Regions from separate parts of the Homo sapiens genome. Here region 2 is linked to region 1. The links are chromatin loops, found by intact Hi-C in ENCODE. Cell type or tissue: natural killer cell. All regions are shown on one strand. Each heading gives the region's core, and the rest is flanking DNA. Links, peaks and the distances in the headings are about the cores only.

Region 1 (16,744 bases), core at 3,092-11,091:
TTTGGCTGTTTGCCCTTTTAAAATATTTAGAATCAGCTTGTCAAATCTGATGAAGAATCCTTTTGTGGTTTATATTTGAATTGCGCTGAATGTGTGTGTTAGTTTAGGGGATAATTTATCATCTTATTCGTGAATATGATATATACCTCTGTTTAGCTCTTCTTCTGTATCTTTACATAAAACTTTGTATTTTCTTTGTGAAAAGATAATACATATTTTATAGGATTATTTCTTTGTACCATTTTTGTTGTTCTATTATAAATGGAATCCTTTTAAAATTTTAATTGTGACCAGCTTTGAAGAAGCATCTCTTATGACTTTTTCAGCTGATAAATTTTCCTGAAGATTATAGCAAAAGTACCAAATTTTGAGGGTATTAAAAAGCAGAAATTAATTGGGGTGTATCTTATCACATCTGTTTTTAGTAAGTGTGAAAAGGTCAATATTGTCCATTTATTTGTCTTTTCACTTAGAGATTGTGTGAGAGAACTAATATTCATAGACCCTGTTGACTCAGGTAGTTTTCAAAGTGTGTATGTGTTTAAGTGGTGTGTGTGACTTTTTTCTGAGACAGTGGTGAGAAAATTGACATTTTTACTCTTTAGAATAGTTCTTAGAAATGTATATTTAATATACTAGTTGAGGTCATTGTGTTCTATCAGGAAAAAAAATTGTTCTCTCTGCTTCCTTTTGTGTAATGTTCTTCTGTTTTTCTTTTTTTCACTTGACCAAATATCTAGCTTATTCTGTGTTTACTTCAAGTCGCATTTCCTTTCATGCCTTCCCAGACCATTTAATCCATAGTTATTTCCTCTTGTTAATTTCTAAATTCTTACAGATTCTACTTATAAACATAGAATGGCCTCCATATTGTATCATTAAATGCAGAGACCAAGGGCACAGTACAAAGGGTCCTATTTTAAAGATCTGTGTGTGTGTGTGTGTGTGTGTCTGTGTGTGTAAAAATTTTTGGAGGAATGCACTAAAAAATTTTTTTTATGATAGTTAACTTTTAAAACTGGGTCTGAAAGGTCTAAGATGGAAGGAAGAGTTTTACTTCATGTGCTTTTATACTATTTGAAAATTTTGCTATCTGCATGTATTACTATTTATTTTCAGGGTTATAGTGTTTATTAAGTATGTAACAGTAGGAGTTGGCTCAAAATTATCTGGAAAAATAAGAAGTAAACAAGATTGCCAAAATGTTGATGATAAGTGAAGCTAGATAATAGACCCATGGTGATTCATAACATTATTCTCTCCTTTTATGTATATTAGAATTTTTCACCATAAAATTTTAAAAATTAAACATTGATATATTCTAGCTATAATTTAGGTCTGAAATGGGCTTTGCAATTCGAAACACTTGTAAATGTATCAGGACACTAAAGATTCCTATTTTTTTATTGCTATATAATTCACCTACCACAAAATCATCCTTTAAAAAAGTATGTAATTTGGTGGTTTTTATTATATTCACAAGATTGTGCAGCCATCAGCAGTATCAAATTCCATATCACTTCCCAAAAAACCCACACTGATTATCAGTCATTGCCCCTCCTTCCCTATTCCCAGCCCCTGGCAACCATTATTGTGACATGTGTAACTACTTTATTTCTCTTTGTGGTTGAATAATATTCCACTCTATGGATTTACTACATTTTGTTTATCCGTTCATTAGTTGATGAATATTTGGGTTGTTTGTACTTTTTTGACTATGTATTCATTACTTGTTAAAGTTTAAATATGTAAGAAAAGACCTATGGTTTTTGTTTGTGTTTTAGGTGGGGGGAAATGATTCTATTTTTATTCTCAAAACCGTTTTTGAAAAACTTTACTGCTAATAAATTATGAGGTTTTGGAACATACACTGTACAGTTTCATTAAAAGTAAAATTCTTGTGTCATTTAAGTAGAAATTGTTTGTATTTTAGATAACATTTGGTCAGCCAGGCTTGGACATTCAGAGCAGAAGTATGGAATACGTACAGCGGCAAATATCCAAGGAATGTGGAAGCCTAAAGTCCCAAAATAGGGTAAGTAATGTTAGTTTATCTTGTGATATGGAATTTAACTAATTAATAGATAGGTAAAGTTTTCCAGTCTTTCTAATTCTCCATATAGTTGAATTGTACTAGAAAATTTTTCATTGTATAAATTTGCTGCCTATGTGCTTAAACGCTGTTAGTTAAAAACTCTGCAAACTTCTCATTTGAGTCTAAAAGATTGCCAGAGCTGCATTTATTAGATAGGACCAAAAGGAATTATATATTGTTAATTAAATAAACTGTATCTGTCACCCCACCTTTAGCTCAGACCTAGAATTTTCTTAGCCCTAATTCCATGTATCTAGGAAATAGAAGTTTGCCCCAAACTGAGTCAGATGCTTACTTGTAGTAGACTAGTCACTGTGTCCAGGGACTGGAGCTAAAGATACAAATTTGTCTACTTAGAAGCCTGCATTTATGGATGATGTAAGGGGTCAAAAGACTTAATTTTGTTCTTTGGCCTCAAAGAACCAACCTTCCCAGAAGGGTTGTGGAAGTAGGGGTATTTTACGTCATTGTTCAGAGACTTTTTGTGTACCCAAGCTACACACATGTGTGTCTTTGTATTAATTTGCTAGGACTCCCACAACAAAATATTACAGACTGGGTAGCTTCAACAACAGAAATTTATTTTCTCACAATTCTTAGAAGTTCAAGATCAAGGTTGTTGGTAGGTTTGGTTTCTTCTGAGGCCTTTCTTCTTGGCTTGCAGGTAGCTGCCCTCACATGGTCTTTCCTCACTTTGCCCTCACATGCTCTTTCCTCTGCCCGTACATCCCTGGTGTCTTTCTCTGTGTGTCCAAATTTCCTCATAAAGAAAACAGTCAGATTGGATTAAAGTCTCTCTTAAGGGCCACATTTTAACTTAGTCACCTCTTAAAAGGCTCTATATCCAAATACAGTCGCATTACTGGAGGTTAGGGCTTCAGCATATGAATTTGAAGAGGACATAAGTCAGACCATAACATTTTGTCCTTTGTTCCCAAAATCATGCCCTTCTCACTTGCAAAATACATTCATCCTTATCCTAACAGCCCCAAAGACATAACCCATTCCAGCATCAACTCTTAAGTCCCAAATCTCATCTAAATAACGTCTTTCAATCAAGTGTGGGTAAGTGGCTCATGCAATAGTAGAGGTACAGATCCAAAACAGGGTAGGCTGTCTGGAGACCCAAGAAATAGTTGTAGTCTGAGTCCAAAGGCACCCTGCTGGCAGAATTTCTTCTTGCTCAGGGGGAGCTCAGTCTTAGTTCTAGTAAAGCCTTCAACTGATTTTATGAGGTCCGCCTATACCACAGAAGGTACTGTGCTTTCCTCATAGTCCACCAACTGAAATGTTGATCTCATCCCAAAAACATATCATAGAAATGTCCAGAATAATATTTCAACAAATATCTGGACACTGGCCCCACCAAGGTGACACGTAAAATTAACCATCATAGCCCTCATTGCAGTTTTTATCTGTTTCTTTTTTAGGTCCCTTTGAAATCAATCAGACATGTCAGCTTTCAAGATGAGGATGAGATTGTCAGAATAAACCCTCGAGATATCTTAATACGTCGCTATGCAGACTACAGACATCCTGACATGTGGAAAAATGACTTGGAAAGAGATGATGCTGATTCCAGTATTCAGTTTTCTAAACCAGACAGTAAAAAATCAGACTATCTGTACTCTTGTGGGGATGAGACTAAGTTAAGTTCACCCAAAGACTCTGTGGTATTTAAGACGCAGCCTTCCTCATTAAAAATTAAGAAGTCAAAACGAAGAAAAGAGGATGGTGAACGTTCTCGCTGCGTATACTGCCAGGAAAGGTTTAATCATGAAGAAAATGTTAGGGGAAAATGTCAGGATGCTCCAGACCCTATTAAAAGATGCATATATCAAGTTAGTTGCATGCTCTGTGCAGAGAGCATGTTGTATCATTGTATGTCAGACTCAGAGGGAGATTTTTCTGATCCCTGTTCGTGTGACACTAGCGACGACAAGTTCTGCTTGCGATGGTTAGCCCTGGTAGCTTTGTCTTTCATTGTACCATGTATGTGCTGCTACGTCCCTTTGAGAATGTGCCATCGCTGTGGTGAGGCATGTGGTTGCTGTGGTGGGAAACATAAAGCTGCTGGATGAAATGGTCCAGTGCCAAAATGAGCTTAAAATCTTTGTTTCCAGGAATTAGCTAACTTGGATTTGTGGAAGCTTTTGGCAAGCAATATGGAATCTTGCCTGGTATCATTGAGCCCACACATGGAGGAAGCAGAACTCATCAGTTCTTGGCGTTTCACGCCATGCCTAACTTTTCCCTTGAGTGCATGGCATGTTTTGTTACAGGTTGTAGAGTATTTGCAGAAGGAAACCATTTCTGGTTATTTGGCTATAAAAAGTCAGCATAAAATATGATCCAACTAAAAGGGATTAATTTTTGGCATTTTTGTATATTTATGCATTAGGTGATGGGACTTTTAAAGGTTTGAATTTATTAGGACACGAACTAAAAATAAAAGTGCACTAGGGGACAGTTGATTTCAATCTAAGAAAAGTTAACACTTGGGAATTACAAGAAGTAAAACAAGTGCAACTAAATCATTTATTAGTTGTTTTTTGAAAGCAGTTTTATGTATAAATAACAAATGTTTATATTTAACTAAATGTAAGGTACGAATTATTACATATTAAACTTTTCTTCCCCTTCCTAGTTCTGAAGTAGATATATATATATATATATCTACTGTCACATTCCATATATTTTGAATATTTAACTCATCTAGTTAATAATGTTTTTATTCCATGCGAATGATTTGATATTTTCATCCTTATTTCTCTTTGGCTACAATTTATATTGAGTTATATCTGTACATTCTGGTAATCTAAAATCCTTAAAAATACTCTAATAGCCTTGAGTGACCAACTTTTTTTTTAAAGCACAGATGTAATTGTCTAATGTTCTGATGGGAACGTAACACTTATTTTTATATAAAAAGAGACTGAGTAAACAAACATTATAGAAAAAAAGTGAAGTTTTTTAGTTGTTTTTTGTGGTATTCAACCAGCAAGTTGTTTTCTTTCAGAGTTTCCTCCTTCAAAAAGTTATATTGCATTTACAAATGTTTTACAAGGCAGAAAGTTTGACTGGATAGTTAGTGTAAAAGCTTCATGTTGAGATCTTCACGTATCATTCTGCTAAACCAGAATATGTTCAGCTGTGTTACTAATTTTTCAGCTTAATCCTCAGTGCTTATTATTTACATAACAATAACTTTTTATCAGTTACATTTTATTTTTATTTAAACTGGCCAAAAGCAAAATTATTTTATGTTAAAATGTGTGCTAAACTATCCCAGGAAAGTATTTAATCCAACATTGTAAATGAAGTATCTTGTACATATAAATTTATTTCTTTTGCAGAGCATTATATTACTGGATGTTTAATTTACAAAATAGTTGGGTAAATGTTCCAACAAACTTTAAAGTACCTTGAAGTCAAATTGTCTGTTTTTGTTTTGTTGTTGTTGTTGTTGTTTTCTTAAGTGTTACATTAAAACTCTAACCAAGGAAAGGGTTCTTTAAGAACATTCCCTTAGAGGGATAAAGTTGAGAAGTGTGCCTTTTTTTTAATGGCTTGAAGTTTCAGAGGTGATAAAAATTAAAATCACACTACTATTTGAAGCTCATTTTCTATGCAGGTTTTTAAACGTCATTTATGTATCATTCTTTTTATATATCACACTTAAGCTTGTGTTAGCTTTTTTCTTTTGCCCCAGATCAAACTGAACAATGTATATAACACTATCTGTCTGTAAAATACTTTTTTTAAGAAAGCATTTATATTTATATGACAGCTTGAACTGACAACATTGTGTATATAGATCATCTTGAAGTATTATTTCACATTGAAAAGAAGAAAATATATTGATAACTATAGATGTTATGAAGAAGAGGGTATTTCTAGTTTTGTACTAAAAATCAATTGGATGAACTAAATCCAAAACATGACACTGTAGGCAGCAGTTTTAAGTCTTATTTTTACTGTTTATATATTTGAATGCTGCTACAACAGATGATCTTCATCCCTGAAGTTTTCAGCTAAACTTGGTTTCCTAGAATAGACTGTTAACTTTCAAAATTTTTATTGGTGAAATGGAAATACTGTTTTTCCTTGTGAATGAATTTTCATATTTGTAAGTGCTAAGTTTATAATTCAGGTTTGATCAAGGTGTGAATAACTGAAGAAAATAACTTGCTGGCTATATAGGAAAATGCTGTGGAAATGAACTGTGTATATACTTCTGGGAGGAACAAATTTAATCATTTCTTCTGTTAAGCACTAATCAGTATAGTGCAACTCCTGGTTCTGTACTGTATTTTATATGCAACATATATGCTTTAATATTTTAATGTTTGTGCATTAATATTTTCAATTTGTTTAACCACTTTGCTGCTAAGATTTTGCCGTCCCATTCCCATTTTTTCCTTTACAATTTTAAACAAGTTTCTTCATTAAAAACTATGGTGATGAAATGGTTTTTATTTTACCTTGGATCTTTATAGTTAACATACCCAGTTTCTTAATCAGTCTACAAGACTAACTGATGATATAATGTTCTCTGAATCCCTATATGGAAATTTTCTTTTGAGTAAATGAGAATTCCTTTGTGAAAGCAAATGGGTAGTTTAAATCACTGATTCTTAAACATGTGTATAGGCACCTTCAGGAACATTTTCTCATTCTCTGTACAGATTCGGCACTGCCAATTGGCTTTTCCTCTAAAACTTTTCTTTGTTTTTATCTGATATAAGCAGATGGCTCAAGACAACTGCTTGAGTAATAGTATTGAAAATGGAATCATCTAGACGGCATGACAAGCAAGACTGGTCTGATGAACTTGTTCAGAATTGATAATTCTTAAATATTTCTCTTGGCTTCAAAAGGGACATCATTTGATTTCTGAAGAAGTATGTCGTGTGGAGCTTCAGCACCACCTACTGGATGATTTCCAGGCCAGAGACATGAGATGGCAATAGGGATCTGACAGGGTTCATCACTACTACCATTAAAGGGCTATTTATGTGGTGACCACCTCTACCAGGGAAACCAGGAATAAGAACTGTCTCAAAGGAATTGTAAAATGGTTATTTACCTAATGTGTCTTGTTGGCTTGCTGAAAGATTTTAAGCACTTTTTTCTTACATATCCTGTTTTAAAATATTTGTTGATATTTGGGACTGGCAATCAAACTTAATGGATGTACTGAGGCATTTATAGAACCAGTTGCTTTAACTCTCAAAAGCCATTACCAAAATGGTATTTTTTTCCTCCTTCCGCCAGTCAGGGAGAATTTTTAAAAATAATAATCAAAACATGAAAAAACATAATCACACCTGTATTTTATCATGACAGCTTCAGAGAGTGTGTGTGTACGTTTTTCTCTCTTTTATTTGAGACGGAGTTTCACTCTTGTTGCCCAGGCTGGAGTGCAATGGTGCGATCTCAGCTCACTGCAACCTCCGCCTCCTGGGTTCAAGCGATTCTCCTGCCTCAGCCTCCCAAGTAGCTGGGATTACAGGCACCCACCACCATGCCCAGCTAAGTTTTGGTATTTTAGTAGAGATGGGGTTTCACCATGTTGGCCAGGCTGGTCTTGAACTCCTGACCTTAGGTGATCCACCCACCTCGGCCTCCCAAAGTGCTGGGATTACAGGCATGAGCTACTGCGCCCAGCCGTGTGTATGTTTCTGAAATGATGATGGGGTGGGGTTAAAATCTAAAGGGAAAAACTTGAAACTACCTATTTTCATTGGTTATTCAGCAGTGCCTAAAATGAGCTTTTGAAGTAATGTAAATGCACTTTCAATTCATGTGTATAGTGCCATCTGATATCTTGGGTAAGTCTTGCTTTTTCTTTTCTTTTTCCTCTCCCCTGCCCCCTTAATTAAATGGCACGGAAATGTTTCTTAATATGCACGTGAGTCTCCAGAGTACAGGAAATGTGCTTTCCTCTAAATGGTCAATGTAAAGAATCTTAAGGATATTTCTTGTGTTGAAATTTACATTCGATTTTGTGATTACACTTGGAAGTATGTGTTAAATTGGGTTTTTAATTGTAGCCCAAAGGTGCATTAAGCAAGTGTAACATTTTTTCCACATAAAACTTAGAAAACTTTAGTTACCTGAAAAGCAAGGATTCTTTACTAATTATTATGCTCATTCTTGATTTGACTTCCATGTTCACACTTCAAAGTGTAAGAGGAAGCACTAGAAACTGGCATTATTGTTGCACTAAAAAAGTCTATAAATCATAATAGCACCATGAGGTGTTTTGCAATGAGACAAACATGAAGAATGAATTTCTTTAAGAGAGAAACACAACCGGAGGTGATTTATATAAACCAAAAGAAAAAAAAAGGCTTTAAGGTATTAGGTACTGTTTGCCTAGCAGCCAGGTGGTTATAAAAGATTCATATGCTTTGGTACACTGATAAATGTTAGCCATTATTCCTGAAAGCTTCTTAAATTGCATCAGTTGTTTTGAAATTTTTTCAAGAATAAACTAGTTGAAAAGTCTTTGTATTAAAAATACACATAGATTTTTGTGAACATTTCCAGTGTGTAGTGTCGTTTGCTTTCTATTTCTGACCTCAAAAGTGCCTCACTTGTATATTATTTCCATTAAAAGCTTGACTGCATTCTTTCTAATGAACAATGAAAAACTGTTTAACTCATGTCATAATGTGTCTCCTCAGATATAGTTAACTAGCTTGATAGTTTTGAGTATATAATGTAAATAATACATTATAAGTTTGTAACCATTTCTGTTACTTCATACCCGTGTAATTGGACATAGCAGATGATTATCATAAGAATTTGTTTTAATGGTTTTTTTCCCTCCTGGAATTACCTGATTAAACCTGTCATGAATTATAAAAGGACTTTTTCTTATTCTCCTAGAGCTTATCAAATTATCACATAAGAGATAATTACTGGAGGAGAAAGTAAAAATGGAAGCTTTTGATAATTAGCTCTGTTCTTTAAAAGTATACTTTTAAACTGAAAGTTCACATATAGTTCATCTTAATAACATATTTATTCATCCTTAATTGTATTCAGATTTTTTTTTAAGTCTCTAAGCTAATAATGTTATATTTATTGGTTTGGTAACATGTTGCAGCTAAGCTAATGACCTTAAGTGGCAATTGTTTAACCCAGGACTACTGATTTTTTTATATTCAAGTCAGTTTCATCGTTTTACTTAACTCGCCATATAACCAAAAATAACGAATAATCTAAAGGAAAGGTTATTAGGACAGTAATAAAAAATTATAGTGTATCTCAACACTAGAATAAGTTGGATTACTATATTATAGTTTATTTGAAAAATCAAGGAGTAACTGTATCTTTACCATTAATTATGAAATGTAGTCTCATGTGCTTATTTACAGGTTTTTCAGAATTTGCTTTACATTCTTCACATCAAGTTAATACCCACAAGTAAGTAGAATAGCTTTTATAACAAGGAAATTGAAACTAGGGTTCTAGCTTGGCTATCAATATAAGTGTCATGCACATAGTGCTCCTTAAAGAAAAAGACATCGACATCAATGGTATGAAAGCTGTAGTCACTCTTTAAATTGAACTGCTCTAAGATTTGCAGTTTTAGTGAGATCTGAAATGATGGTTCAAAAAATACATTCATAATAAAAGTCTTAACAAAATCACAGTTGAAATAGTGTTTCTTTTGTCTTTATTTTTGTTACATAATGTATTTTATACATGATTACTTTTAATCCTCAAGTAACCTTGTAAGTATTATCTTCCTTATTTTTCTAAGGAAGAGATTTGGGCATCAAAAGGTCAAAATACCAGATAACACAGAGGCACCAGGTCTGAAACAAATTGACTCCAAAGCATAGGCTTTTCTTCCTGATGCAGTTTCAGCTTTCTGTTACAGGAGTCACAGATACACTTCATAAAATAATCATTCTGTTAAAATGAAATTCTATTTATTATTTTAAGCTGGAGTAATTTTGTTTTATAAAGGAATAATTTCTTAATTTCTACTCTCCCTTGTCCATTTCTGGGCCCCCTATCTCACTAAGTTGTGGTACGTGATCCACAGTATGGCATGGGAATTTTTTAAATTGGAGGATAATTGTGATAATGCTTCAAGATATGCCAGTTGTGAGTTGATCCAATGGGAAGCACTAAAAACATACATAGTTCAGTTTGTGGAATTGTTCATTTTGCTCAATTGGTGGTATTTTATTGGAGGGATTCATTTTCACCAAAGCAGCAATACTTCTCCTTGAGGCAGTAGGAAACAATGCTCTAAAATGAGCCGTGTATACAGTACTCTTCCGACCTCCCGCTCCCCCCGCCCCCCCCCCCCCAAATGATGAGCGATTCATCTGTCAGTTATTCCACAGAGCCTCTTTTGGGAACCAAAGTTGCATTTATTGTCAGGACTACTTTTTTTTTTTTTTTTTTTCTGGAGACACAGTCTCGCTCTGTGCCCAGGCTGGAGTGCAGTGAGCAATCACATTACACTGCAAACTTGACCTCCCAGGCTCAAACAACCTTTCCACCTCAGCCTCCCAAGTAGCTGGGACCACAACAATTGCCACCATACCCAGCTAATTTTTTTCTTTTTTTGTAGAGACAAGGTGATGCTGTGTTACCCAAGCTAGTTTCGAACTCCTGGGCTCAAGCAATCCTTCTACTTCGACCTCCCCAAAGTGCTGAGATGACTGGCATGAGCCACCGCACCCGGCCAGGACTACTACTGAAACATGTTTCCCACAATGAGATTAGTATTCTCTCAAAATTACTGGTTCTGTTAACCTGGAAATAATTTATAATAACCAAGATGCTATGTGCAATTAGGAAGAAAGGAGGACAAAGAATTCCAGAATATTCAGTATTGAAATGTCAAGACTATTATCTCAACAATAAAATTTAAATTAAAATTTAACTTAAACCTGTCTTTCATTTCTATCACTTAGTTTCGTATTGCCAGTTGCAAGGCACCAATTTAAGTGCTGGTTTTTTTCCTTTTAAAATGTATTGTGATACATCTCCTTGTAGATTATTTTTCTTGCCAAACAAACCCCATTTTTTTGTGCTCCACGTTTTCCTCTCCCCTTTTTTTCTATTAATTAATGTTTCTCCAACTTCTCCAAATCTATGAGAGGAAGAATTCATGGAGAAGAAATGTTCATGAGTATATTTTACATTTTCTTTAAAAATTCTTGTATTCATCCAAAGAAAGTCCAGCAAGCTTGAATATATGTCTTCCGTTGGTAGGGGAAGCAAATGATTCGCAATCCCTTAAAATTTAAGAGAAAACAAAGTTGTATGAATTCACAAGCTTCTAACTGGTTAATAGTTTTTGTTTAAAACTGCTGAACTAAAGTGCTAACAATAACATGATTCTCTAGAGTCTAAGAAGAAAATGGGGATCCAAACCAAATTATTTAAATAATAAAATGATAAAGTTGAATTCACTGAAGTTTTAGGGCTGAAAGGCACCTTAAAGATCAGTACGACACCCTCATTTTATAAATGTAGTAATGGATCCAAGAAGGTTTAGATACTACTGCAAGGTTGTCATTCACTTAACATACACAGTAACACAATCTGTACTAAACTCTATATCCAACTGCCTAAAATACATTTCTTGCAAGTACCTTAAATTCAATATGCCCAAAACTGACATATTTCCCCCATTCTTCAAACCTTTTTTCTCTCTGCCTTGAGGTGACACCACTGCCTATCCAGTGGGCTAAGCCAGAAACCAGGTCATTAGAGAAAAAAAAAATTTATTTTTAGTAGAAACAGAGTCTTGCTATGTTGCCCAAGCTGGTCTCAAACTCCTGAGCTCAAGTGATCCACCCTCCTCGGCCTCCCAAAGTGCTGGGATTACAGGCATGAGCCACTGCACCTGGCCTTCATCTTTATTTTCTCATTTCCCCTTACTTTTCACTATTGGTTCTCAATTTCCTACAGTTCTGTTTCTTAAGTATCCCTCAAGTCTGTCCATGTTCTTCTATCCCCACTGTAACTATCTTAGTAGAAGTCTTCTCACTATTGACATTAGAAGGTAGGCATTGAATGAATCACTTGGATGCCATTATTTTTAATAAGAGATAGTCTGTATTTTAAATGTGATTAAGAAGGTGAAAATACTTCATACTGTAACTAAAAAGTGATCTTCAGATTGAGATATTCCCAGATCTAGACAAAATCTAAAAATGGTTTACAGTGGGATTGCAGAATCAGATGATGGTGACTTGAAAGAACACCGCAGGACCTAGGACCAACTAGAAAATTAAGACTAAGTTGAACTATGGAGTACAAACTTATAGAAATGGTAAACTTTAAACTTCATTTTCACTTTTCCTCAAACCCATTATTTTTTCTAAGTAATTTTAAACGTATTATCTTATTTGTTGTCGTGGGTTTTTGTCTTAGAGCGTAGGTGAATGAAGAGTCCCTTACTGGAAACCATTGGAATCTTGTCGCTGGTAGCATTTTAAGTAAGTCAGTAGCTCTGTAATCATGTGAGCCTGTATTCAAAAGATTTTCTTTGCCTTTTCCAACTCACTTTTTGCCAAAGCAAGATCAGAAATAGCCTACCTAGTGTAGATTTCTTTCATAGGAAAAAGAAATCTCCAGGTAAGCTTGACTACCTAAAGGATGTGGAGGAGGTATGGTTGTTTTTTTTTTTTTCTTTTTGAGACGGAGTTTCGCTCTTGTTGCCAGGCTGGAGTGCAGTGGCGCAATCTCGGCTCACCGCAACCTCCGCCTCCCGGGTTCAAGCGATTCTCCTGCCTCAGCCTCCCAAGTAGCTGGGATTACAGGTATGAGCCACCAAGCCCGGCTAATTTTTGTATTTTTAGGAGAGATGGGGTTTCTCCGTGTTGGTCAGGCTGGTCTCGATCTCCTGACCTCAGGTGCTCTGCCCGCCTCGGCCTCCCAAAGAGGTTTCATATACAGTAGTCAGGGAAGGCTATGCACATAAGTGGGGAAGGAACCACGCAGGTTAGAGGAGAATGAATGCAAAGGCTCTTAATAGAAGGGAACTTGGCTTCTTAATGAAGAGCAAGAAGCTAGTAGGGCTGGAAGGGCTGGGTGAGGCTGCTCTTGGATGGAGGTAAGACCACAAGTGCCAGATCTTCTGGGAATCTGGAAGTCGTGGTAAAGAGTTCAGCTTTTATTCTGAGGGTAATAGGAATTCACTGGAAGGTTTTCAAGTGGGAAATTTTGCAATCTGTTATTTGGCCTTTCAAAAGGAAAGAAAACCCAATACTGGTTTCAGATTTTTTTTTTTTTTTTTTTTTTGAGACGGAGTCTCACTCTGTAGCCCAGGCTGGAGTGCAGTGGCATGATCTCGGCTCACTGCAAGCTCTGCCTCTTGGGTTCAAGTCATCCTCCTGCCTCAGCCTCCCGAGTAGCTGGGACTACAGGCACCCGCCACCACGCCTGGCTAATTTTTTGTATTTTTAGTAGAGACGGGGTTTCACCGTGTTAGCCAGGATGGTCTCGATTTCCTGATCTCGTGATCCTCCCGCCTCGGCCTCCCAAAGTGCTGGGATTACAGGCTGGTTTCAGATCTTGTTGGGGTGGTATTGTATTACCTGAGGCTTTGTCCTAAGCATTCTGCTGAAATGCTCTCTACAGGGCCCCTGACTGCCTCCACATGTCTAAATGTGATGGATGTTTTTTAGACCTCACCTCACTGAGCAACTTTTGGCACATTCTTCCTTGATGCTACACTATCCTTGTTTCCTCAAATTTCACTTGTCACTTCTCTAAGCACTACAAGCTGGAATTCTTCAGGGTGCAGCAATAAACTCTCTCTAGCAATACTCCCTGCTTAGAGAGTTAAATGCCCTATTTCTGTTTGTGGTATCCACATTTAGATCTTCTACTTGACATACCTACTGGGGGTCTCACTGGCATTTCAGTTTTAATGAGGCCAAAACAGAACTGATTTTCCCCTCCAAACCTGCTCCACCTCCAGGATGCTTTATTTTAAGAAATGATCATAATTCACCCAGTTGTTCAGAGATTTCATCTTTTTGCTTCATGCTTTAAATACAGACCAACGAGAGATTCAACTTAAAAATAAATTTCAATCCTGAATAGTCCTCACCATGGGCACCACTGCCATCTCAGTCCAAGGTTGAATGATCTCTTGCCTATACTTCTATAACAGCTTTCCTACTTCTACTCACTCACCTCAGGGTCTTTTATTTTTAGAAAGATTCATTACTTTATGTTCACTGAATATTCATCTTTTCCATTATCATAGTTTTAGGATTAATTGTTGTTTTTTCTTAATTGGACAATTATTTTCCTTATTCTCCTCCTTTCCTTCCTACTTGTATTTTGTGTACAAGTAATGAGGAAAGAGAATTTAACATTTATTGTATGCCTGTTAGGTACCAGACAATGTGTTGAACACATTCACATATATTACTTAATTACTCAATACTTTTGTAATGTAGGCATGGTTACTTCCATTTCACACATGAAACAAGGCATATAAAAATTGAGAAACTTAGCTATGTTCTTAAGTGTGAGAGCTAAAATTCAAACCCTGGTCTATCTGCTTCCCATTCTTTCCTGGCTTCCATTCTACTCCTGTGGGGTTCATCTCCATTGTCCCCTTCTTAAATCCCTGGTCTGTCTTCTTTTATTTCTATTTATTATTTTTGCTCAACCTGCATTGTCTCTTTTTTCCCTTCAAATTTCTGTCTTTGTATTTTCTCTTATTCTGCATTTTCTGGTATACTCACTGACCTATCTTACCCATAAATAACACTCAAGTATACTAAATCTTTGAAGGACTGACTGTGTGGTTACTTTCATGACGCCCATCAATATCAAAGCCACTTAAAAATGTTAAGTCTATGCTTAGAAATTTTTAGAAAGAAAATGACTAACTAGAAGGTCAGTGTGAGCCTCTGTAGCCTGTTTCTGCAATGCCTTATATTCTAACAAAGAGGCCTTTATTTGCTTCCTTGTAATGGGGCAGCATTAAGTCCATTGTGCTTAGCAAATGCTGGCACTTACCCATTACTCCCTGTAGTTTGATCGGCAGTTGATTAAAGTCATCTCCACTTCTGACGACATAGGTTTAACCTGTGTGCATCTTATTAGAAACTATTTCCTCTTAAGTATTTAAAACCCATTATTTTCAATATGAATACTTTTCTTAGTCTTTTAATTTTCTCCACTTAATTTTTAGTAAAAGCAAACTTAATAATGCGTGATGTTTTAACCAGGAATAAATTACTATCTATTTTATTTCTTTTCTTTTCTTTTTTTTTCTTTTTTTCTTTTTGAAATGGAATCTTGCTCTGTCGCCCAGGCTGGAGTGCAGTGGCGCGATCTCGGCTCATTGCAAGCTCCACCTCCCGGGTTCACGCCATTCTCCTGCCTCAGCCTCCGGAGTAGCTGGGACTACAGGCCCCTGCCACCGCGCCCGGCTAACTTTTGTATTTTTAGTAGAGACAGGGTTTCACCATGTTAGCCAGGATGGTCTCGATCTCCTGACTTCATGATCCATCCGCCTCGGCCTCCCGAAGTGCTGGGATTACAGGCGTGAGCCATCGCGTCCAACCCTATCTATTTTATTTCTATTTTTTAATTTAACTTTTAAGTTCAGGGGTACATGTGCAGGTTTGTTATGTAGGTAAATTTGTGTCATGGGGTTTTGTTGTACAGATTATTTTGTCACCCAGGTGTTAAGCTTAGTATCCATTAATTATTCTTCCTGATTCTCTTTCTCCTCCCACCCTCCACACTCTGATAGGCCCCAGTCTCTGTTGTTCACCTCTTCTTATCCCTGTGTTCTGATCATTTAGCTCCCACTTGTAAGTGAGACATGCAGCATTTGGTTTTCTGTTTCTGTGTTAGTTTGCTAAGGATAATGGCCTCCAGCTCCATTTATGTTCCTGCAAAGGAGGTGATCTCATTCTTTTTAATGGCTGTGTAGTATTCCATGGTGTATATGTACCACATTTCCTTGATCCAGTCTACCACTAGTGAGCATTTAGATTAATTCCATGTCTTTGCTGTTGTGAATAGTGCTGCAGTGTACATATGCGTGCACCTGTCTTTATAATAGAACAATTTATATTCCTTTGGGTATATATCCAGTAACAAGATTGCTGGGTTGAATGGTATTTCTGTTTTTAGGTTTTTGAGGAATCACCACACTGTTTTCCAAAATAGTTTAACTGATTTACATTCCCACTAACAGTATATGAGTATTCCTTTTTCTCTGCAACCTCACCAGCATCTGTTAGTTTTTGACTTTTTAAGAATAACTATCCTGACTGATGTGAAATGGTATCTTGTTGTGGTTTTGGTTTGCATTTCTCTAATGATAAGTGATGTAGAACTTTCTTCATATGCTTTTTGGCTGCATGTTTGTCTTCTTTTGAAAAATGTCTGTTCTCATCCTTTGCCCACTTTTAATCGGGTTGTTTTTTCTTGTAAATGTATTTAAGTTCTCTACAGATGCTGGAGATTAGACCTTTGTTAGATGCATAGTTTGCAAAATTTTCTCCCATTCTGTAAGCTATTTACTCTGTTGATAGTCTCTTTTGCTGTGCAGCTCTTTAGTTTAATTAGATCCCATTTGTCAATTTTTGCTTTTGTCGCAATTGCTTTTGGTGTCTTCATCATGAAATC
Region 2 (16,744 bases), core at 5,285-13,284, 590 kb before region 1:
CAATCTATGCATCTGACAAAGGCCTAATACCCAGCATCTATAAGGAACGTCAATTTACCAGAGCAAAACAAACAACCCAATTAAAAAGTGGGTAAACAGCTGGGTGCAATGGCTCACACCTGTAATCCCAACTCTTTACAAGTTCAAGGCAAGCGGATCAACCACATACATAAAATTTTTTAATGTGTTGACAATGTTGCATTTTGATGCTCCCATCTCTATTTCCAAGTTTCAAATAACTTTAAAGTGTGCAGTGTTATAGGTCAGAATATGACAAAGGCATGCAATGTGTTTGTATTATATTCTATTATATGTTAAATACTATATTATACGTTATTATATTTATTATATGTTTGAGGTTCTCATGTCAAAGCCTGGATGTTTAGGACAATAAAGAGTTGCTTTGTGCTTGGGGGAAAAAAGCAAGAAAATTAAAATAATTCAGCAAAATCAAGGAAGTGGTTAGAATGACTTAACTTCATTTAGGTCACCTGTTAAATTCTTCACTTCAATGGGTTTTTAAATAATTTGTTATAAAGATAGGACGTAGCAAAGTTGCTCACAAAAGTGTATTTTAGGAGTCCTGGAATTCAAAATAGTCTAAATAAATTGTCAGGCAATATGTTCAAGAAATTACAAGATACTAAAAGAGTAAAGCTGGCAAGTCATTAGAACACATTGATATTGTCTGGAAAGAAGAGAGGGCACGCCTCATCAAAAACTACCTCACCTTGAACCTGATTACAATACAATTTGTATTTATTCACTTAAAGTCCTCATCAACAAAACAGATCTACAAGCACTGATAGTGAATCAGGGTCCTATTAAGGATGAATGAATATTTTTTAAAGAATGGTGGATTAATGGCAGTAATGTCCCTTTCTGTCAAGTCCTGAATGGGCTTTACCAGACTAAACAATACCTGTTTTTTACCTAATAAGGATAATACTGCTTGGCTTAGGACAAAACACAAAACAACGAGGAAGGGTTTAGACACTTGCAATCCCCAAGGTCTTGTAACAAAGGGCAGGGATTGCATCTCCTGGGTCCTGGCCTCATTCTTACATCAATGATTATGTTCTACCTCTCTAAATCCCTTCAGTGCACCATTTCATTTCTTATTCTCAACTGTTGTGTAATGAGCACCTGCCAAGTTTCTGTTAAATTTTTCTTAAATTTTCAGGCAGTTTCCAAGGTATCTCCCTTTTGTGATAAAAACTCTGCAATGTATTTCAGTGTATTTCAGGTGAGGAATTTAAAATCCCACTCATAATTGTTTGAAATCTTCCCTCATTCAAGCTGTCAGAGCTTGACAGCCCTGGTTCTGTTGTTATGCACTATTAAATGGGAGCTGCTCTCCAGCCTAGGGGTACCTCTCTGTTTCAGTGGTGGGGAAATGGGTGAAGCTTATTGGGGATCCTTGGGGAAGGCAATGCCATATAAATGGGAGTTTCAGCAGAAGGAATGAAAATAATAAGTCCCTTTCTGAAAGCTCAGACCTACAAAATTTTTAATGTGTTGACAATGTTGCATTTTGATGCTCCCATTTCTATTTCCGAGTTTCAAAATAACTTTAAAGTGTGCAATTTTATAGGTCAGACTATGAGAAAGGCACACAATGTGTTTGTATTTTAAATTTGGAGTTTTCTTTAAAAGCCATAGAACAGTAAATGTTTTGAAGATACTATTTTCTGCATTCAAGTGAAGGTGAAGAGAAGGGGAAAAGATGTGATGATTTTTCCATCTGATTTCTATTTCCGATAAATACCCTAATGACTTCTGCTGCAAAATGCAGAGGTCGTTAGAAAGCAGTGTTACTAATCTAGATGGAAACAAATTTCAGTCTGGGGCAGTAATACATCTTATAGCTCATAAACACATTGAGCCCAATTATCTTAATATGTTTTACATGATAAGAGCAATTACAAAATATCTGGAAGAGTTGATGTGCTGAGGGTAATTATTTTAATTTATTCACACTTAGACACTGAGGTAGGATATGAGATATACTTCCATCAGGACTTCTTTCTTCTGGAGACATTCATTGATTTGTTCATTCACTCATTCAATAAATACATCATTCACATTTTTCAGATATTGTGCTAAAGACAGGTAGCACGAAACACATGACAAAAAAGTAAATGTAAACTACCCTAAAGAGCTAGCACTGCAGTACAAAAGATGAAGCAGGTATATAAATAAAGCTAACATAGTACAAAGTGAACAAGTACTATAAGAGGTGTACAAACAACGCCTCTTAGAAAAGGCCATTGAGGCTGGGCGCGGTGGCTAATGCCTGTAATCCCAGCACTTTGGGAGGCCAAGGTGGGCAGATCACCTGAAGTCAGGAGTTCATGACCAGCCTGGCCAACATGGTGAAACCCCAGTGCTACTGAAAATACAAAAATTAACCAGGTGCGGTGGTAGGCACCTGTAATCCCAGCTACTTGGGAGGCTGAGGCAGGATAATTGCTTGAACCTGGAAGGTGGAGGTTGCAGAGAGCTGAGATTGCACCACTGCACTCCAAACTGGGCAGCAGAGCAAGACTCCATCAAAAAAAAAAAAAAAAAGAGAAAGGAAAGAAAGAGAGAGAGAGAAAGCAGAAGGAAGGAAGGAAGGAAAAGCAAAAGCAAAAGCAAAGGCCATTGATGTGAAATGAGCATTTCCAGCAAAGGATGGCTTTTGGGAGAGATTAAATTTGAGTTGGACATTAACACAGAATTTAGGTAGCAGGGGCTGGGGGAAAGCAGACAAACTTGAAAGGAAGAAAACTATCCAGGGCCAGGTGGACGGGGGCTCACACGTGTAATCCCAGCACTTTCAGAGGCTGAGGCAGGCAGATTGCTTGAGCTCAGGAATTCAAGACCAGCCTGGGCAACATGGTGAAACCCCATCTCTAAAAACCATACAAAAATTCACCAGGCATAGTGGCGAGCGCCTGTGTTCCCAGCTACTCAGGAGGCTGAGGTGGGAGGATTGCTGGAACCCAGGAGGTTGAGGCTACAGTGAGCCAAGATTGTGCCACTGAGCAACACAGCAAGACCCTATCTCAAAAAAGGAAGAAAGAAAGAAAGAAAGAAAGAAAGAAAGAAAGAAAGAAAGAAAGAAAGAAAGAAAGAAAGAGAAAGAGGAAGGAAGGAAGGAGGGAGGGAGGGAGGGAGGGAGGAAGGAAGGAGGGAGGGAGGGAGGGAGGGAGAGAGAGAGAAAGAAAACTATCAAGGCTGAGGTATGGTGTGCACCCAGACAAGAAGATCAGGAAGCACAATGTACACATAGGGAGCAACAGACAATGTAGTCAGACCAAATGCAGAGAATACAAAGGTCAGGAGAGAGAAATCAAGCTGGAAAGGCTGGCAGGTACCCAGGTCATGAGGGAGGCTTAGCGAAGAAAACACAAAGATAAGAACTTTGGACTTTACTACTAAGCACTGGGGAGCCATTAAAAGTTTTTGAGACTAAAATGACATGAGGATATTAAACAGATTAATCAGTAAGAAGCATGATGGATAGACTGGAAAGGTCAAATAACTGAGCTAAGAGAACAAACTAGGCAGCCCCTGCCCTGGGTGAGGTGAGCACTAATTCAGGAAGAAGTTAACGTAGTGGCAAAAGGAGTGGATGGTGCCAGGGGTTTGGGAGTCTGAGGAGATCTGAGAATGTTGATAGGCTGGGCTGAGAGGAAGAGCCCAGTGAGAGAGAGATGATGGAGACACAAAGAATGTGTAGAAAAATGGTGGAGTAATGTCCAAACGGAGGTGGCAGCAAGGCGCAATTGGAGCAGGCTGGATTTCACAAGTAGGGATGGAGTAGGGATGGTGGTAGTCAACTAAGAATAAGGAGGCTTGGGGGCAATCAGTGATTTTATAAAGAAAGAAAAATGTCTACACCAACCAATGCAGGGGACAGGTTAGAAAAGAGTCTAGGAGGCGAGTGTGCACATTATCAGACAAAAAAGCACACTTCACTCATACTGGTAGTGCATGAAGTGGTGCTCAAAATTAAAACAGGCAACACCGCCAAATAAGGCCATGGTAGATTCGAATTTCCAACACAACACTTTGTGGAATAAATATACAGAGCTACACCTAAAGCAGCAACACCCTGAGAGTCACACAATTAGAAAACTATGTGATGGTTTGGTCTAAATGAAGTGAAACTGTTTTATGTGACCTTTCTCTATTAATTTAGCTAAGTTGATGTAGGTTAGGTTCTGTTTTGTTTTTATATTATGTATAGACGAACCTCTTATTTCACTATTAAGTAATATGTATTAAGTGACTCTGGCACAAGATACAAATTTTCTTCCCACATAAATCTCCTGTTCACAAAACAAGTATCAGAGGTAAATAAGCAAAGAAAATGGCCAGGGAACAGCAGTGGATGATGGGTCCAGGACATGTTCTTTTGAGACCAGGTGCAAGGAGAGGCGCTGAAGGAAATGCCTGCCTCCTCACCCCATACCACTCTTCAGAGAGGTGACGATTGTTCTCCAGCCCCAGGGGAGTAGGTTCATCAAATTTAAGCCCTCTCTGTCAGTAATGAAAAGAGCTGGCACTTCATTTTTTCTCCAATTTTGCTAACTACGGGTTCTCCCTCAAAGTACAGGACCACCACATTAGAGGCAGAAGGAAAGGGCTTAGCTCTCCACTGCACATTTTCTGAGAGATGGGAATGAATGTGTTTCAGGAAGACAGAAATTATTCATATGGAATACTGATCTTAAAAGAGAGGATATAATGGCTATGTGTTTGTTTACTAAGAATACACCTAAAGTATATTATATAATAAGTTGCACTTTACTTTTGTGGAGTGCAGATTTTTTTTAAATGTTGCTACTATACAAATAGTTATCAATCATAAGATTTTTCTCCCGGCCAGGCGCGGGGGCTTACGCCTGCAATCCCAGCACTTTGGGAGGCCGAGGCGGGAAGGTCATAAGGTCAGGAGTTCGAGACCCACATGGCCAATATGGTGAGACCCTGTCTCTACTAAAAAAACAAAAATTACCCCGGCGTTGTGGTGGGTGCCTGTAGTCTCAGCTACTCGGGAGGCTGAGGCAGGAGAATCGCTTGCACCCAAGAGGCAGAGGTCGTAGTGAGCCAAGATTGTGCCACTGCACTCCAACCTGGGGCACCAAGCGAGACTCCATCTCAATAAAACAAAAAATAAACAAACAAAAAATTTCTCCCATACCTCTATACCTCTCCTCTTTCCAGTCCTTGCCATCTCCAGCACATATATAGTCACTTGAATTCAAAGTATAGGTCAACACGTGGTACTATAAAATAAAGCTTTACACTTCTCAGTGTTTGCTCTTATAAAATAAATTTTTAAAATTATATAATTACAGTCTAGATACATGGATCCTTCTACACAGGATACATGACAAATAAGAACATTTTCCAGACAAAGAAGTCCACTGAGATGTAGGCATTAATTTAATAAAATGGGCGTGAGTCAGTGTTGCCTTGGGAAAACAGATGTTAGAGATGCTGGTACCCTGTGCTAGAATGTTTCCTCCCCACCAACTTTTTCTCCTATTTTAAGATGCCAATAAACACCACACACAGAGGTGCTTATTGGTGTCTTGAAATAAGATAAAAAGCAGGTTAGCACTAAGCACTGGGAACAAAGAAACATGAGAAAAGTAAGCTGAGTCATACTTAAAAAAGAGATTAAGTGGAAAAGCCCCTGATTTCAAGAAACCCTTCTGTATCTCTGGGCAGTAAAGGATTAATTCAGCAGGCCTGGGCTGCTCAAACCCTACACATTTCCGAGGTCTTCAAGACTGACCCTTGGTCCAACTCCTGGAGATGACTTTTTAGCCTTGAAGTATCCTATTTTTTTCTTTTTTTCACGATGGAGTCTCGCTCTGTTGTCTAGGCTAGAGTGCAGTAGTGCAATCTCGGCTCACTGCAACCTCCACCTCCTGGGTTCTAGCGATTCCCCTGCTTGAGCCCCCCGAATAGCTAGGATTACAGGTGTGTGTCACCACGCCCAGCTAATTTTTGCATTTTTAGTGGAGACAGGGGTTTCATCATATTGGCCAGGCTGGTCTCGAACTCCTGAATGGTAGTGATCTGCTCACCTTGGCCTCCAATAGTGCTGGGATTACATAAGTGAGCCACCAAGCTCAATCTGGAGTATGCTACTTAATAAGAGTGTCTTGCATGTACCTGAAGCTTTGGTCCATACCAAATAGTGCATGCTAACAATAGTGCATGCTAACAATGTGATTTATGGTGAACACTTGTTTTTGTGTGCCTGGGCTTTGGGCCACACTGTATCAGCTGGACCTCTTGATCAGCAATTGTTGCAACCAATTTTTCTGACTTTGCAAAAGAGAGCCCACCCAAAGTACACAGGTTAAATCAAGTGGAGAATAAACCTGAATTACTTTGAATATTCAGCACAGTGTGTGAGCAAAGTTACTCTAATAATTCTTTTTCTAATATTACTATCATCTTTATGGAAACTCATGGAACTGTTTCATATTTAATACAGGCTTTAGGTAAAAATTGGTTAATTAAAATTAAAAAGCAATGTCCCTGTTTTGTGTTAGAAGAATAAACCAAAAGCTTAGTAATCCTCTCCAGATTCTATTCTATAGAATTATTATTATTTCTCCATTACTTCACCTGGTGAACTTCTGGTTACTCTTTAAGACCTAGGCTGAAAGTCACCCACTCCCGTCGCACTATGTGGTCTTTTACAACTCTTACAAAATATGCTTCTCTCAGTGCTCCCAAAATCTCTTTACATGTTTTCTAAACACAGGTCACATTGCATGCACAACGTGTTTTGTTTTCACGTCTCTCTAATTTACAGGATTGTGAGTTCCTCATGGTAAGGGCAGCAATCATTTGATGTTTCTGGTCTGCAAGACCTCTCTCATGTCCTGCTATATAGGAGGCACTCACTTAACATTAAATACCTAAGTAAGATAAAGAATGCATGGATAAACAAAATAAATAGATACACTAATCTTGAACTCTTACAAATAACTAGGTAAGAGAGATTATACATCATTCTATTTGCACGGTTTTGAAAAAAATTCTTCCTCCTAAGAGATCATGATGGGCAGAGTGCTGGAACAAATTTTATCTATGAAAGAGTTGATGTTTTCCAGGCAGAGGAGTTGTGATAATGAGGATTAAGGCATACAGCCTATTGCCTGGGAGTAGAAAGAGTAATATTAAATACTAGGGTTAGCTATTATTTATAAAGTTATGGTAATCTTTCTTGAAGATATCTGGATTTCTGAATTAGGTTCTTACACCTGTAACAACAAAAACAGTAACATGTCTTCAAAAAATCAAAATCAACTTATATCTAGTTTTAATTCCTAGTAAAATTGGCAGGAAGATGGTAGGTGAAGTCTGCAATCATACTCACGGCAAGAGTCAACTTCAAAATATTTGGGGCCTAGTCTACTAACCACCAGAGAGGCCTTTACTTCCTGAAGTGGTCTTTCTAGAAGGGCTGTTTCAGGAAGGTAGTCTCTCCTTTCAACCAATATTTATGAAGCATCTACCATGTGAGAGTCTTTGTGCTAGGCTCTGTGAGAGCTATAGAGAGGTGAATAAGCCACGGTTATTGCCCTCAAGGAATTTTCAATAAAAACTTGTCTTCAGACGCCAAAAAGCAAGGGGTACTATCACTACACAAAGAAATAAGATAGTTTGGAGTAGAGAATCACATACCAACTCTTGGTACAGTTATAAAAGGCATGTTCAAAAGTGATTTGTTTGTGAAAATCTCATTTCCATTTGAGTTTCTGTTTTGAGCATTAGGAGGTACAGATCATTAGAGCAAACCATGTGCAGAAGTCACCTAGCCCCTAGTTTCAAATCCCCCATGACTATCAGATGATAGAGGAAGGTTAAAAGAAAAAACGAAAGATAAAATTTTGTCATCTATAATCTAGGTGAACTCATCTCTGAATCGTACTGGGATCTTAAAAGAAGAATATCACAGAAGGGAAAGAAAACGGAGGGGCGCTGGCAATGGCTAAGAAAACTAACCAAGCTATAGAACTGTCCCCAGAAAGGCATGGTCAGTATCTGAAGGGCATCATTTGTCCCCCTGAAGAAGTAAACTTTCCTCCACAAAATGTAAGATCCAAACTAGTAGTGGTAATCTCCTAGCAATGTTCCTATCCCATTTACAGTTGGGACTGTAGCCGAAGTGAACAGCATCCAACCACTACCGGAAAGAGATATGTGATCGTAATAACACCAGAAATTTAATAAGCATTTACCATGTGCCAAGAAGTGTACTACACACTTAATCTCCAAGACCACACACAAAAAAGTATATTTTATAGGTGATAAAACAGACGTTTAGAAGTTCATTATCTTACCCAAGGTCATACGACTAGGAAGTAGCACCAACTTCTTTGATTCTAGAAACTGTACTTCTGAAGCTCAATAACTAGGTTGAGGATCAGAAACTCAGCCCAATGGGCTGAACTCCAAGGCCAGGACTCTACTTCTGACATTTGTAAGGCAGAAGCCTGGTCACAATGGCAAGTATGGAAAAAGAGAAAAACTTGTAATTCACTGGCCACAAATACCTAGGACCTATAAATTTAGGGAAACAAAACCAATTTTAATTCCCCATTAGTGAGATAAATCTCAATGAAAACAAACAAACAAAAAAAGGAAGTGAAATTAAATACAGCATACAATATTTGAGAAATACCTAATATGAAGAATATTTTCCTTCAGTTGTTTTAATAGTGAGTGTGTGAGCAAAGTTACTTTAATAATTCTTTTTCTAATATAACTATCATCTTTATGGAATCTCAGTGAACTGCTCCATATGTAATATAGGCTTTAGGTGAAAATTAATTAAAATTAAAAGGCAAAGTCCCTGTTTGTGTTAAAAGGTCAAACCAGAAGCTTGGTAATCCTCTCCATATTCTATTCTATAGAATTATTATTTCTCCATTACTTCACTTTGTACTTGGATAAATTATATTACTTGGATACAATACATTACTTGGATACAGAATATTGGAGATACATATATACTATATATATAATAGTATATTACTAGGATAAAGTGTATATTACTCCTTTATACTTGGATATATTAATAAATATGGTCCTGTATCTTCTCTCTTAAATGTCTTTAAAAATGGGATTTTAATGTAGGATGGCTTAAGAGAACCAATATAGAAAGAGATAACAGATTCTGGGGCCAATTAAGGTATGAAATCCTAGAAAACAGGTGTCTTATCGACTTGATGAGACATCAGAAGATAAACTGTACACAGACTCTGGAAAATTACTAGCTTTCATTGAATACAAGATGCTGCAACAAGTCTTCACAAAGAAATTAATGAAACTGGCTTTGGTTATTATCCTCTTCTGGCAAACTTCTTTTTCTTAGGGGGTTAAAAAGATACACAGAAGGCAGATAAAAGTGTTATATACGTGCAATTTTAGTTCCACTTCATCTTTGACAACAACTGAGCTTCACAAAATGGCTTCTGTTCCCAGCATGCTCTTTCCCCATTTCCCCACTTAAATCTAGGGAGAACACGCTATCATTCTGCCACTAGATGGCACTGCCACAAATTGGGATGGACAGTACTCTGTGGACCCTAAACTTCTAACAATTTAGAGAAAAAGCAATAAAGATTAAATATACAACAAAATGCAATAAACATTAGAGTGATGCAGAGAACAGTGCAACAAACAAACAAAATATACTGAAAGAGTATTGTCCCAATGGGACATAAATCAGGAAAGATCCTACTTTATGACTAGATTCTCTCTCGGATACACTAAGATATAATGTTATTTGTCCAACACATTTTGGCTCCCGATATTTTTCCTTTCAAGCTATTGAAGTTAATATTTAACAAACACATTTTCTGCCAAGTTTTAATGTGATATCATCCTCTGAAGAAACAAAGTCCAGAAATAATTTGTCTTTCTGGCAATATTTATTAGTATTTTGACACAAAACCTGAATTATTATTGAAAGTAAATAGGAAATCAAGGACTCAGATCTCTTGAATTTTTTTAAGGTGCTCTCAAGGTTAACATGTACTCTGTGGCAATGAAGAGGCGGATAAATAAAGGCTATATGGTGTCATATAATCTGTAATATTTCCTATAACTGTGACTATTTTTTAAATAAATTTTTCTAGATGACAAATTTAATTTCCCCTTTGGTTTTGTTTATACGTTGGAGTCTCTGGTGTCAGAGAACTGAACACAAAGCTAAGTACTCCAGGTCTCTCTACTTTTCTTTTGACTCTGAAATTTACAGCTGTGAACTTCCCATAAGATCTTTTTATTTCAAAAGAATTATGTATGTAATGTGTAGTTTAATATAATTATATATAATTGATTATATAATTGAAGATATAACTATATTTATATACTATTATACATTATTATATGTTATATATAATTATGTTGTTAATTATACTTTATTTTATATATGAATATACATATATATCTCCATTAAAAAATGTCTCAACTTGGTAAGGAAAAGAAAAAGGAACTAACTTGAGTCCCATTCAGGAAGTTCCTGAAACGCCTACTAAAACAATGTGAAAGACAGCAAATTCCCGTCTTCTCACAGCTGGCTGTGTTTAAAAGAACCACAGGAAATGAACCAGCTTTCAACCTGTTAGCCACTTTCAACGGGCAAATGGCTGCAAGCCCTTGGGGACCAAGGGATCGATTTAAGATGGCACAGCAAAGCTGAAAACTGGCCCCAGTCCAGCAGTTTCAGCCTTGAATTAATAGGGGTGTGTGTGTGTGTGCGCGCGTGTGTGTGTGTGTATAAAACAGTACATACACGCACACACCCACACACAGCCAATAAATGTTATATGAACTCTGCATGCCTTCTGTTCTAAATTTAAACAGGAAATAAAGTTAGGTCATTGCTACCTTTTGGTCAGGGCAAGGATGACAATCACAAAAATTTTGCAAAACATATTCAAAGAAGGAAACAGGAGGAAGGTGTGATAGGGGTTTGACTGTCTACCAAAACAGTCCAAAAAATAGTTTATAATAAACATCTTAGGCCCACAGAAAGGCTGTGAATGCCAGAGTGAATTTTTCCATCCTCCAGCAATGCCTTTATTGTGATGGTCTGGACTGTAATTAGGGCTTTTCTTGAACAGGTATTGGAGAGACAGTGAACAGGGTCATTTGTGAGCATTTGCTTCTGTTCCGGGGAAAAACGGCCCAGTCAGTCACTGAGAGTTTGACTCCTTAAAGAGCTTTACCATTCCTTCACAGTTGTTTGTTCTGAGACTACAGATAGACCAAGGAAAATCTGAAACCCTCCAGAAGCATTTCTTTCACAACGAGCCACTACACTGAAGCATATAGTATTTGACAGCCTTTTGTGAGTAGCAGAGTCCGTGGATTTTTTTCTCTCCAGCAGTGATATCCTTTCACCTCATTATAAAATATAACCTGTCATAGCTAAATTGAGGAGTTTTTTAACAGGGCTGGAAAACTCATCTTTAATTACTGCATAGGAGAATGCTTCTGAATTATCAACTGTGCAGAAAAAGACTGAAAGGCAATCTGACCACTGCAAGAAACAGACATTCCTTGATAGAGAAGCCATGTTGTTGGGTTTTCAGTTTCTCGGGTGATGGTGCTTTGATAGTGATGGCTTTGAAATTCATATAAGATGAAGAAGAAAAAGAAGCACTTTCATTAGCCTAGTAGTATTGTGTGTACGCTTAACTGTCTATGCACAAATTGGTTTAAGGATTTTATTGGGTTGTTAGTCTTAGATTATAAATATCTAGATGTGAACTCCAGGACATTTTCTAATGGAAGTTTTCTTTATAGCAGCTTAATGTGTTGGTTACTATCCCAAGTTTTGACAGACTTGCTTCCAAAATTCAAGCTCTGCTACTAACTAGCTGATAATCTTGGCAATTACCAACTCTCTAAACTTTGGTTATCTTATCTGCAAAAGGGAGAGTTCATCGTACCTACCTCATATGCCTGTTGAGAATATTAAATGAGATAATGAATGTGAAGTGTTTATCAAAGTGCTCAGAGTGTTATAACCACTCAATAAACAGTAGCTATCATTACTAGAATTGCATTGAATTTTTGATAGTTTTGTCTGAGAATGAAAATTATATTTTCTAAGGTAGACTAAGAATTAAAAAGAAGTGTCCCTTTTTTGCAAGTGGGCATAGGAAACAATTCTTCAGATGTCTGTCTCCCAGTTACAGAAACAGGACAGGAGACAAACCAATAGACCCTTGGACATCGGACACACCAAGTCCTATTTTAAATATGTCCTCTCAAAGCCAATATTTTGATTCTGCAGATTAGTCAATTACTCAAGCTATTTCTCAAAAAAAGAAAAGTTTCCAATGGACAAATAACTGGGAAATGCTAAATATAACATTTCAGTCTTGGAAATTCACAATGCACACTGGTATATTAAACATTTCAAAAAGTCTTGCAGTAAAGAAATCATGTTTACTTTGGCTGATTCAGGTTCCCCAAGCCTACCTGATAATATAACATTTTTTTTTCACCCAGTGGTTATTGCTGCACTAATAATTCATTCAGTATATTACATGCCAGCCACGGTGTCAAGCATTTTACATATATTAACTCATTAAATCATAACAACAATACTATGAGATTGGTATCCTTATTATTTCTATTTTACTCGCCCAAGATTGCTCAGTCACTAAGTGATAGCAGGATTCAAATCCTAGCACTCTGACGTGAGTCACATTCTGAATCAGCATTTTATATTGCTTCTTATGATATGCAATATGTGTATCAGTTACGTGTTAATCAGTTCTGGCATTGCTATTACATAAAGAAATACCCAAGGCTGGGTAGTTTATTAAGAAAGAGGTTTAATTGGCTAATGCTTCTACGGGCCGTACAAGAAGCATGATGCTGACATCTGCTTCTGGCGAGGGCTTCAAGGAGCTTGCAATCATGGCAGAAGGTGAAGGGGTGAACTGATTCATCACACAGCAAGAGCAGGACCGAGAGAGAGAGAGACAGAAGCCACACACTTTTAAACAACTAGATCTGATGTGGACTCAGTGTGAGAACTCACTCATCACCAAGGGGACGGTGCTAAGCAATTCATGAGGGACCCATCTGCATGTTCCAAACAATTCCTACTAAGCCCACCTCCGACACCGGGGGTTACATTTCAACATGAGATTTGGAGGACAAACATCCAAGACATATCAATTTGGGATGTTTTACCTCCAAATAACAGAAATCTCAGTCAAAATTGATTTAAAGAAAAGAGGGAGTTTGTCAGACATGGTGGCTCACGCCTGTAATCCCAGCACGTTGGGAAGCCAAAGTGGGCAGATCACTTGTGGTCAGGAATTTGAGACCAGCCTGGCCAACATAGCGAAACCCTGACTCTACTAAAAATACAAACATTGCGGTGGTGCACGCCTATAATCCCAGCTACTCAGGAGGTTGAGGCAGGAGAATCAGTCGCTTAAATCCAGGAGGCAGAGGTTGCAGTGAGCTGAGATCACAGTACTATACTGTAGCCTGGGCAACAGAGAGAGTGAGACTCCGTCTCAAAAAAGAAAAACAAAACAAAAAAAACCAAAGGACTAAGGGAGTTTATGGTCACACTTAACTAAAAAATAGTGTGAGTTTCAAGCACCAGGTGTGTATGCAGCTTCATTCTCTGAAATTCACTCATTCATCTCTGACGTCCTCCTTATGTCAGCTTCATCCCCAGGCAGCTCCCTTATATTATAGTAGTCTCTCCAGGTAGTACCTGCTTATCTCCAAACAGAAGAGAAAGCTTCCTTTCCTCCAAACATTGAATAAAATTGTTAGCCTCTTCTGATTAAGCCGTATGCCCACCTTGTATCATTCACTATGGCCATAGAAATGTGAAGTGCTGATTGTTTTCGGTTTGTTTACACCTCAACAAATTATGGTAGAGTGGATGGGCTTAGGTCAGTCAGGGCCCATTTGTGAAGCTGAGATTACAGCCAATTCCAGGCAAGCTGCATTACAGGGAAATTGGGTTTTTCCAGGAAAGAGAAATGGAGAAATGGAGTCCTGTAGATTTTGCTTTGAATAAAAGAATCCCCATTCAAGCCTAAGGTAAGTGTTCTGTGAAATATACTTTCAAAAATACCATTCCTATTTTTCTTTTTCTTATTCCTGCACCCTCTAGTGTCTTATAACAAAATGGAGAAAAGGGGGTTAGGGAAACTGAAGCCAATGGAGACAATACATCTAAGCCTTGACTTTTCCCTGACAATTTTACCTCTTGTTCCATCAATCCTGACGGTTCCTACAACAGAAATAGACTATAGAACTGTCTTGACAATTTTCAATTGGGAAATAGAAGTGGCTCTGCAATCTATTAATTATTTTAATAAAAAACACCTAACTTCTTCTCTGTATTTTAAACAACCCAAAGGATATGGAACCATAGAGTAGAAGTAAAATCACACTTCCCTTTGCTCACTCTTTCTATTCTCCTTCTCAGAGGTCATCAATTTGGTATATATATATTCCTAAACTCTCCAAATAGATACACACATAAAAATATATCTTTTGTAACATAAATGGGAACATGTTTTTTTTCACTTAGATATACATCTAAGTATATTCCCATCAGTACAAACAGATCTTCATTCTTTTTAACTGCTGCATAGAATATCACAGTATGCATGTACTGTCACTTAAGTTTTTCCAGTTGTGCCTTGGCAAACATGTAAGAATTTCTAATGCTTTTTACTATCTAAAAAAGAAAGGCTCAAATTCCTGCCCCATCCTTGTACTTGCTACTTTTAGCACATGTGAAAGTTTTTCTCTAAGACTACAACCCACCAGTGAAATTGCTTGGTTAAAGGAGTTTGAACACTTTAAATTTTGATAGAATTTACCAAATTGCCTTCCAAAAGACTGCTCCAATTTACACTCCCACCAACAGCGTCTAAGAGTACCTGTTTCTCCACTGGACATTAGCAATCTTTTCGCATTCAATTTCAAAGAGTAATCAACAGGACTCCAGTTAACTCTGTGATGAAAGTGGCTCCCTAACAGCTTTAAGAATGTATCATTAGACACAAAAGAAAACAATTATTTGGTGTGACCTCACTCTGTGATTGGTATTATAATAATAATAATAATAATAATAATAATAAAACCCTCTTGATTGAACAGCTACTTACCTTAGACTTTAAAGGCATTAACTACCTGCCTTACAGTGTTTTTAAGAGGTCAATAAAGGTTATTTATCCCCATTTTGCAGATGCAGATTTTAAAGCATAATAAAGTAAGTAAAAATTTCTACTAGGGTGTGTAGAAGAATGGAAAATAAGAATGCAGTTCTTTTGAGTTTCTACATCTTCATTTTCTGGTGATAAGGCAGCCTCTCAAATCCAAAAACAAAGCTCTGACATGCAACCTTTTATAGCCAGTGAAAATCCAGCTACTTGCCTTAGAAGCAAATTTCTTCCTTAACTCCCACTTAAAGCTGAATCACAACTAAGAAATACAACAGAGTGCAAAGCAAAGAAACTTCAGGTTCAGTTTTTAGACATGTGGTGGCCTTCGCTTCCTCTGGGAAAGGTTACTAGTGTCCTTTCATTGGCTGTCCCTGCTGATGTGGAGGGAAATGAACAGAAAATAAGGTGCAATCTGAAGAATTCAATATTAACTTCTCCTATGCTCCTAGATAGTCATGGAAAAATTCAAGGACTTATAAACTTAAAGTCCCCATAGAGTAGGTGACAGAAACACTGGCACCTTACTTGGGGCACTTTTGTCATCATCGCTTCGAGCTCAGCCCCAGATATATGTCCCAGAGGGAAGCCATGCGGGCTTTAATGCATATCTGGTTTCTTTGCAGAGAAGTCACAACTTACCCAACATACTTGTTCACAGAAAATCTAAATGAAATCTCAGATTGATGACAGCTGGCCCAGGGAAGGCAAGAACACCCCTTCACATGTGGGAGCAAGCTACTTGCACACCTTGAGATGAATACGTTTCTTCTAAGTATTTGGTTGTTTTATAGATTTCAATCTCAGGTCAACAGATTGTAATGGCATCAATACAAATATAAAGCAGTCACAAGGATTGTGACAAAGTGGATTTCTAGACCGGAAATGAATTTTTTCTTAAATTAAGAATGCTTAGCTAGTGTAAGAGTAAATGTCAATATTCTTCTGCAAAGAGTTTTCTTTTCTCTATTTCTGGCTTCAGTACCTTGACTTGGAGGCACAATCCTGTGCTACATCTACCCAGGCTCCATCAACATCCAGTATTCCCTGTCTAAAGCTTTGACACATTTGTCACAACAGCTAAGGTTGAGGAAAGGAGTTGAAACGATTTCACAAGGCTTGTTATGACTCACATGGCCCCTCTGTAGTCCTCTTAACTTCCTTTGTTCCCATCCTTCCAATAAAACATGAGCACCAGCCGTTTCCCCTTGCACAGTGTGAGGCAGAAAGGCTGAAGCCTTTGAGCTGCTGTTCCAGTCTACAGATCATTAGAGCAGATGATACTGTTCAGTACATCAAACCCTTCATGCCAACTTCTAAATGAGGGAGAAAACTGAAGTGATGACAATGATCTATCAGTACCCCTTTTAATAAAGATACTTTTCGTTAATAAAAATGCTCCTTTTAATAAAATTTAAAGAAAATCTTAAGGCCTTAGGACCATGTGGAGAGGGGGTTGGGAGTATAGGTAAGAAGAGAGAGGAGAGTGACTGGAA

The links. A loop is a pair of places that touch in the nucleus more often than their neighbours do. Peaks named below come from ENCODE experiments on the same cell type or tissue, not always from the same donor. Only the 100,000 strongest peaks of a DNase experiment are listed, where the experiment ranks them.
Region 2: it touches region 1 in a loop (24-fold over the local background); 4 of 110 quality-filtered maps call a loop at or near these places.

The regions. Positions count from the first base shown.
Region 1 is chr15:38,347,489-38,364,232 of GRCh38, forward strand. It overlaps SPRED1 (sprouty related EVH1 domain containing 1), which reads left to right. Exons shown (of 7, transcript NM_152594.3): 6 at 1,934-2,035; 7 at 3,526-9,761. The coding sequence ends at 4,176. Among named protein-coding and RNA genes, the nearest start is that of FAM98B, 98 kb to the right of the region's middle. In natural killer cell, for the core only: a CTCF peak has its summit at 7,069 (motif pointing left); a DNase peak (open chromatin) is centred at 7,033.
Region 2 is chr15:37,755,286-37,772,029 of GRCh38, forward strand. No RefSeq gene overlaps it. Among named protein-coding and RNA genes, the nearest start is that of TMCO5A, 170 kb to the right of the region's middle. In natural killer cell, for the core only: CTCF peaks have their summits at 9,588 (motif pointing right) and 9,820; a DNase peak (open chromatin) is centred at 9,556.